Linked DNA regions of Homo sapiens: all the other regions are linked to region 2. A link is an interaction called in ENCODE POLR2A ChIA-PET data of the cell type or tissue named here. Cell type or tissue: GM12878. All regions are shown on one strand.

What was found. ChIA-PET counts read pairs that join two places held together with the same protein. Peaks named below come from ENCODE experiments on the same cell type or tissue, not always from the same donor. Only the 100,000 strongest peaks of a DNase experiment are listed, where the experiment ranks them.
Region 1: POLR2A ChIA-PET joins it to region 2 with 10 read pairs; 16 of 35 experiments call an interaction of 5 or more read pairs at or near these places.
Region 3: POLR2A ChIA-PET joins it to region 2 with 12 read pairs; 16 of 35 experiments call an interaction of 5 or more read pairs at or near these places.

Annotation. Positions count from the first base shown.
Region 1 is chr10:101,897,732-101,900,231 of GRCh38, forward strand. The region is part of intron 23 of ARMH3 (armadillo like helical domain containing 3); the gene reads right to left. Among named protein-coding and RNA genes, the nearest start is that of KCNIP2, 55 kb to the left of the region's middle. In GM12878, no CTCF peak of the experiment used is centred here; no DNase peak of the experiment used is centred here; H3K27ac peaks cover 170 bases.
Region 2 is chr10:102,000,492-102,002,991 of GRCh38, forward strand. It overlaps ARMH3 (armadillo like helical domain containing 3), which reads right to left. Exons shown (of 26, transcript NM_024541.3): 15 at 1,480-1,581. Among named protein-coding and RNA genes, the nearest start is that of ARMH3, 54 kb to the right of the region's middle. In GM12878, no CTCF peak of the experiment used is centred here; DNase peaks (open chromatin) are centred at 1,150 and 2,110; H3K4me3 peaks cover 590 bases; H3K27ac peaks cover 2,383 bases.
Region 3 is chr10:101,888,846-101,891,345 of GRCh38, forward strand. ARMH3 (armadillo like helical domain containing 3) reads right to left here. Exons shown (of 26, transcript NM_024541.3): 24 at 567-645. Among named protein-coding and RNA genes, the nearest start is that of KCNIP2, 46 kb to the left of the region's middle. In GM12878, a CTCF peak has its summit at 964 (motif pointing right); a DNase peak (open chromatin) is centred at 976; H3K4me3 peaks cover 525 bases; H3K27ac peaks cover 1,461 bases.

The DNA of each region.
Region 1 (2,500 bases), 100 kb before region 2:
AATTGCTAAAGCCAGCCACAGTGAGGGATGGCACTGTGCCCAATGCACCTTTAAGAGCAGGAATCTGGGCCACCCTCCAATGCAACTGTCAACTTCTGACTGCAGAAGATAGAGGTCACTTATACAGGCTGAAGCAAAATGAAGTGGATAGATGGAACAGTAAGGATGAACAGTAAACCGGCTGGGGATTTCTTGGTCCATTGTAAACTTATTCTCTCTGACTCATGACTCTGCAAAGCAGCTCTCTTTTCCCAAGTGCCGGGTGGTTGTTAACTGAGACACATAGTTAATGTCGAACTTGCATTAAAGATAAGCATGGAAATGTTCCTTTAACAATGTAGGCAATATAGCTTAAGAGAAAATGTGGACCAGGCACGGTGGCTCTCCCCTGTAATTCCAGCACTTTGCGAGGCTGAAGTGGGAGAAGTGCTTAGCTCAGGAGCACAAAAAAAAAAATTTTTTTTTTTTAAAATTAGCTGGGCATGGTGACATGTGCCTGTTGTAGTCCCAGCTACTCAGGAGGCTGAGATGGGAGGATGATTTGAGCCAGGGATGTCAAGGCTGCAGGGAACCATGATCACACCACTGCGCTCCCTAGCCTGGGTGACAGAGCAAGACCCAGTCTTAAGAAATAAAAAAAAAAGAAGAAGAAAAAGAAAATGTGGATTCCTCCTCATATCCAATATAAAGCTAAAGCAAATCCTCCAAAATGCAATCTCCCATGGACAGAAGCATCTACGAGTCTTTAATGAAACAATAAATAAATAGTTTCATTCAGAAGCTCAGAACATGGCGATTGTTTCATTACTGAGATACCTGAAGGAAGCAGGCTATCTCTAAAAGCTGCTATGTACATCTTTCAGGCAGAACAGGGAAAAACAAGCAAAAGTTGTTTTTGTAACTCTCATTCCAAGGAAGGAGGAAACATAACTGTTATACTCAATACGCGCACACGCGCACACACACACACACATATATGTATGTATATGAAGATTCTTGAAGGTTTCACCCTAAAACTACTCTTATAAGACTACCAGATTTACATTAACGAGTCTGATTGTGGGTGAATTTCTCAAGCTTAGTAAAAAATTTGGATCTTAAGCTCCAACCTCATTAAGAGCTGTAGCCCTGTATTTTCAAATGCTTACTAAATATTTACACCTGGATGTCTTGCTTTTGTTTACCTGGATCTCTTCACATAGAATGTTATCACCACTAAAAAGCCTAAGTCATCTTTTTCCTTGAAGGCCCAGTTAAAATACCATTGCTTCCCCGAACAACATGGTTCATACAGAAAACAGCAAGGCTTTAGAGAAAGGAGATTTGAAAAAATCTGGATTCCTCCACTTATTAACTGTGTGACTTTGGGCAAGAGACCAACCTCTCTGAGTAGTAGTTTCTTTGGTTGAATTTCACTTCCAAAACTTTCCTCTCTGTTTTCCTGTATACCATCTAACTAGCCCTAAGGAATTTTTTTTCCCCCAAGGCAGCTTCCCTTTTCCTAGACCAGTCCAGTGATATACTACTATGCAATATACTACAGAGTATGTTCTCAGGTATCTGAGATTAAAGACAAGAAAACCATCATATTCGTAATTGCTTTTACCTGGGAAACCTTCAGGCATACAGGTAAAATACTGGCTTTTGAGAAGGGGTAAAGGTATGACTGAGTGTATGTGGCAGTAGTTAAAATGGTTCATCTGAGGTTGAGTTATTTAATTTTAAACTAACATTTCTTTCACCTTCAGAATTGCCTCACAGACTCCCATTTCATGCAGTACTAAGCTTCCTTCTTCATGGAGTCAATGAATCTTCAGCCCACCCAAATCACCAACAACAAAAAAAGCAATTTCCCTTGATGCCTGTTAACAGAAGTGCATTACAAGCCTCAAAGACTCTGCTGATTAACATTAAACAAAATAAAACCTCAAGTAAGAATACCTTCTAACCTTTTCACTTTGAAACTATCTAATCAAAACATCAGCAACTGACCTGTTAGGATTATCCTTCTAACTTACCCCCTAAGGTTTAGGTCTTAACCCTTTCAGGACAATTATTTCCCTCCATAAATTATACTACTGTCCCTGTGGCCATTCTTTTCAGGACCAAAGACACAAAAATGGAACCTTAGTTAGTATAAAAGGCATTTTGACAACCAGCAAGAAGGATAAACTACTGACCAGTGCATCTAGTTGCTTACTTTACCCAATGATCCAATGTAAATGGAGAAGAATGAACCACAAGTGTTGAAAGAACCACAAAAGTCAAATGGACCATCTACATTTCCATAAAAGGCATCATCACTTAATCCATTCCCCTTATGTCTACTTTTTATTAAATCTTTCAATAAATGAAAAGAGGCTCCAAAACTTTCCTAAACATAAAACACCTATAAGATTATCCTATCGTTGCTCAGATCCATCACTCTGTGCTTCTGACTACCTTACTCTGTTCTCTAGTGGCAGGTCCGAAGTTACTGGCAGAGTTCCTGGGGCTACAG
Region 2 (2,500 bases):
CTCACACCTGTAATCCCAGTACTTTGGGAGGCCAAGGCGGGCAGATCACTTGAGCCCAGGAGTTCAAGACCAGCCTGGGCAACATGGCGAAACCCCGTATCTACAAAAAATACACACACAAAAAAAATATTATCCAGGTATAATGGTGCACACCTGTAGTCCCAGCTACTCAGGAGCCTGAGGTGGGAGAATCACCTGAGCCCAGGAAGTCAAGGCTGCAGTGAGCTGAAACCACACTACTGCACTCCAGCCTGGCTGACAGACTGAGACCCTGCCTTCAAAAAACAGAAAAATAAAAAGTTCTAGAGATGGATGGTGATGATAGTTTTGTTGTTTTTTTTTTGAGATGGAGTCTCACTCTGTCATGCAAGCTGGGGTACAGTGGCGCGATCTCAACTCTCTACAACCTCCACCTCCCGGGTTCAAGCAATTCTCCTGTATCAGCCTCTCGAGTAGCTGGGATTACAGGCACATGCCACCACGGCCGGCTAATTTTTGTATTTTTAGTACAGACAAGGTTTCACCATGTTGGCCAGGCTGGTCTTGAACTCCTGGCCTCAAGTGATCCTCCCGCCTCAGCCTCCCAAAGGGCTGGGATTACAGGCATGAGCCACCGTACCCAGCCAGTGATGATGGTTGTACAAAAATATGGAAGTAGGTAATGCAACTAAATAGTACATTTAAATATGGTTAAGATGGTAAATTTTGTTATATATACTTTACCACAATAAAAACAAACATAAAAATTGTGAACACTCACATAAATCCTGTATAAAGAAAAATGCTAAGTAGGGGAAAAAAAACAAAACTAAGATATATACTGGATAGAATTTGCTGTGTCTCCTTCCAACCCCTTCTCAATCCTAGGACAACTACTCCACTACTCTACCACCAAGTAAAAGGCCATGGCAAAATCACAAACAGAGGAAAAACAGGAAATCACACAACAAAACCTCAAACTTTTCCAACACTCAATCCTCTCCCACTTCCACTCTTGCATTTCTAGGATGGGTATTGACACTTCTATTTTAAGTGTTCAAGAACAGAGTCCCTCTGAATCTCACCTCTTCCTACTGTACTGTGTACGACAGTCCTCTAATTCTCACCACGAGCTGATGCTTTCAGTTCCTGTCCTCAAAAGGGAATTCCCTGAAGCGTGCTAATCCCTCCACTTCCCACACATAAGAGTCTGCATCTACTTACCAAGATCTGCTAAGAAGATTTGCTAGCTTTCAAAGAGACCAATTTTTTTCCTGTTCTATTTTTGAGTACTCCCCTCCAGCTTCAGGTTTTCCCAACACCACCTAATTGCCATCTAGCAATTAGGTGAGACATCACTATTTTCCAGCAATGAAGACCATGTACACAAGGCCCCAATAGTTCATCTTGTCAAAGCTTCAAAATATTAATGTTGCTCTTTGATGCTAGCTGCCTGCCACACCTTTGACTTCCTGAGCCCCCAAAATAGCTATGGCTTACCTTTGGTGTCCTGCATGACAATTGAGCTATACTTTAAAAAGGTTATCAGTAGATTACTGGTCTGTACATCTGCATCCAGTGGGAGTTCCACAGAACTTATAACTGGAATAGAACAGATAAAATGCACTTAGCCTGCAACATATTCCATCTAACACTTCTACCCACATAGCCAATTTGCCAGCAGGCAAAAAAATCACTAAATAAGCTTTTTCCACAACAGAGGGAGGACCAAGTGCTCATCACAAAACTTTTATCTACTCTTCCTAAGCCTGTAGAGCCCCCTTCCTATTCCCCAAATTAAGCCCAGTGACCTGCTCTCCTATCTAGGGCCAGTCTCCAAGAACGGTGCTTTTTCTCCCAACATCCTGGGAAGGGTATGTTGATTCCACTTCCTGCCCCAAGTATCCCCAAAGAGTTTAAGGCCCTTCTTAAAGAAACTTCGATTTCTACCTGAAGGAAAGATCTGTATTGAATATAAATGAGTTTTACTTTGATGGGTCTCCTGCTTGAAATCAGTGAAGATTCCTCCCTAACAAGGAGAAATCTTGCTGAATTTTGAGAACAAGTCTTTAGGCTGGACGTACCCATGATAGAGAGGGGAAAATGTTAAGGCAGAACTATATTCAAATTCTACCACTATTAAGTGGCAGACTTCCCTTCCCCGCTTAAGGGAACTGAAAGTAATAGTAGACTGAAAACAGATGAACAGGTCAAGCGCAGTGGCTCACGCCTGTAATCCCAGCACTTTGGGAGCCCGAGTTGGGCACATCACCTAAGGTCAGGAGTTCGAGGTCAGCCTGGCCAACATGGTGAAACCCCATCTCTACTAAAAATACAAAAATTAGCTGGGCATGGTGGTCGGTGCCTATAATCCCACCTACTAGGGAAGCTGAGGCAGGAGAATTGCTTGAAACCGGGAGGCGGAGGTTGTAGTGAGCCGAGATGGCGCCACTGCACTCCAGCCTGGGTGACACAGCGAGACTCTGTCACAAATAAATAAATAAATAAATAAATAAATAAA
Region 3 (2,500 bases), 110 kb before region 2:
TGGGAGAAGGGGAAATCAGGCCAGATTTAAAGAAAACAAAGACACAAGGCTATCTGCATCTCTAACTCAGTCCATACCACAGAAAAACCTCCTCAAAAATAATTGCTCAAGGCAAAGAGAACTCAATTACTAAGGAAAATCTGTCCCAATGAGGGCTCATGTTTTAACGAGCCAAATAGCTTCAAATTAAGCTGAACTCAGGGTTTTTCTAATTGGCAGTTTCATCCATTTCTAAGTTCTCATTTCTTATTTTCAAAAATCAAAATGACTCTCTGCCTAAAATTTTAAAAAAAGAAATGCCTTATCACACTCTAAAACAAATAATTCACCAGATTTTCACCTACATATCTTCTATATAATTAACAAACCCTTCAGATGGCACAAACGCAGACAGCATCACTCTGTATTAAAAGTACTATCAACCAACCCCACACTAATTCCTCTCAGCAGCCTGGCCCTGGTCACTACCACAAAAGCTCAGTCACAGAATCCCCCTGCCATCAGAGAGAAGGCAACTGCTTGATCCTAGCCACCAACTAGGTCATCTGGGGAAAGTAGTGGCTTACCTGCTCCTCTGACAGTTGGGATATGTGATTCACAGCAGCGTAGGACTCAATTTTGGGGTTAAAGTGGTTGATGATGGCTCTGAAACAAAGAATTCGTATTAATATGGTGCCAGATAGAAGAGGTGGATACATCTGTTAAAAAATAAGGATCAAGTACCCTCTGGTTTAGAGTACTAGAGCATGGGACCGATTGTGACTGGGTAACTTCCTCTTATTGAACATGAGGTAGTCACAAATGGGGGTGAATTGATAACTCTGAAGTGGGAAGGATTTACTATTAGACAGAAAATAGAATCAAGCATCTCTGCTCTGCAAATGAACTAACGGAAAAAACCCAAAGCCAAACAAAAATATTGAGTCCTTCAGATGAGAAAGGGAACCCAGAGGGCTGTCCACTAGGGGGCCCTGGTGCTTCAATCAGAAAGAAAAGCTGTCTTGTCTGACTTGGGAGAACAGGGCACTCAGTAAAGCTGGGCCAACAACATATAGGCTAAATAGAAGCAATCTTCATACTTGTTAGTAAATAGTTTCAAACCAAAATTTTATATCCGGCCATTCAACCCAAAAGCTGAGTGTCATTTTAAAACACTCCCTTCTCCATCACTTAGTCACATCCAAAATTACCTAGTCTTATCAAATCTACCTCTTAAAAATCTCTGAAATCTGAAATAAATTTCCCTGAAACCAGTGCCTTGGTATAGGTCTTTGTCATTTCTTGCCTGGTGTAGCAAAAAGAACACAGGTTTTAGATCAGGGTTTTACATGAGTCCATATGAATATAAATGATTCATAGAGAGAGACAAATCTCTTTTTTTCATATATATATATATATTTATTTATATTTATATTTTAGACAGGGTGTCACTCTGTTACCAAGTCTGGAATGCAGTGGCACAATCATGGCTCACTGCATCCTTAACCTCCCAGGCTCAAGCGATCCTCCCACCTAAGCCTCCCTAGCAGCTGGGACTACAGGCATGTGCCAGCATGCCCGGCTAATTATTTTTGTATTTTGTTGGTAGAAACACGGTTTTGCCATGTCGCCCAGGCTCAAGCCTGGGCTCAAGCAATCCACAGGTCTCCACCTCCCAAAGTGCTGGGATTATAGACATGAGCCACAGCGGCTGGCCAACAAATCTTTCTCATAGAACAATTTCAAATAATATATGTAGATACTTCTCCCTATAGGAAATGAAGTTTATTTCTCATTCCTGAGGGTGGGCTAGATTTAGTGATTTATTGCCAAAGACTAGAGTAGCAAATGGGAAACACAGTAACTTTATAGCAAAGAAGCCTGGTAAACACTACCTTAACCAAATGATGAAGCTGTAGATTGCCAGTGATATCATGTAGATACCATGTAACCCTTGGTATGATCTGATGAGAAGGGCACTTAATATCTCAATCTAATCACAAGAAAAATATCAGACAGGGGACATTCTACAGGATACCTGACTGGTATTTTTTTTTTTTTTTTTTTTGAGACAGGGTCTCACTTTGTCATCCAGGCTGGAGTGCAGTGGCACAAACATGGCTCACTACAGCCTCCATCTCCTTGGCTCAAGCAATCCTCCCACTTCAGCCTCCCAAGTAGCTGGGACTACAGGCATGTGCCACCATGTCTGGCTAATTTTTGTATTTTTTGTAGAGATGGGGTTTTGCCAGATTGCCCAGGCTGGTCTCAAACTCCTGAGCTCAGGCAGTCCTCCCTCCTCACCTCCTAAAATGCTGGGATTACAGGCATGAGCCATTGCTCCTGACGCTGACTGGTAGTTTCTTTCTTTCTTCCTTTTTTTTTTTTGAGACGGAGTTTTGCTCTTGTTGCCCAGGCTGGAGTGCAATGGTGCGATCTCAGCTCCCTGCAACCTCCACCTTCCGGGTTTAAGCAATTCTTCTGCCTCAGCTTCCCAAGAAGCTGGGATTACAGGCCCCCG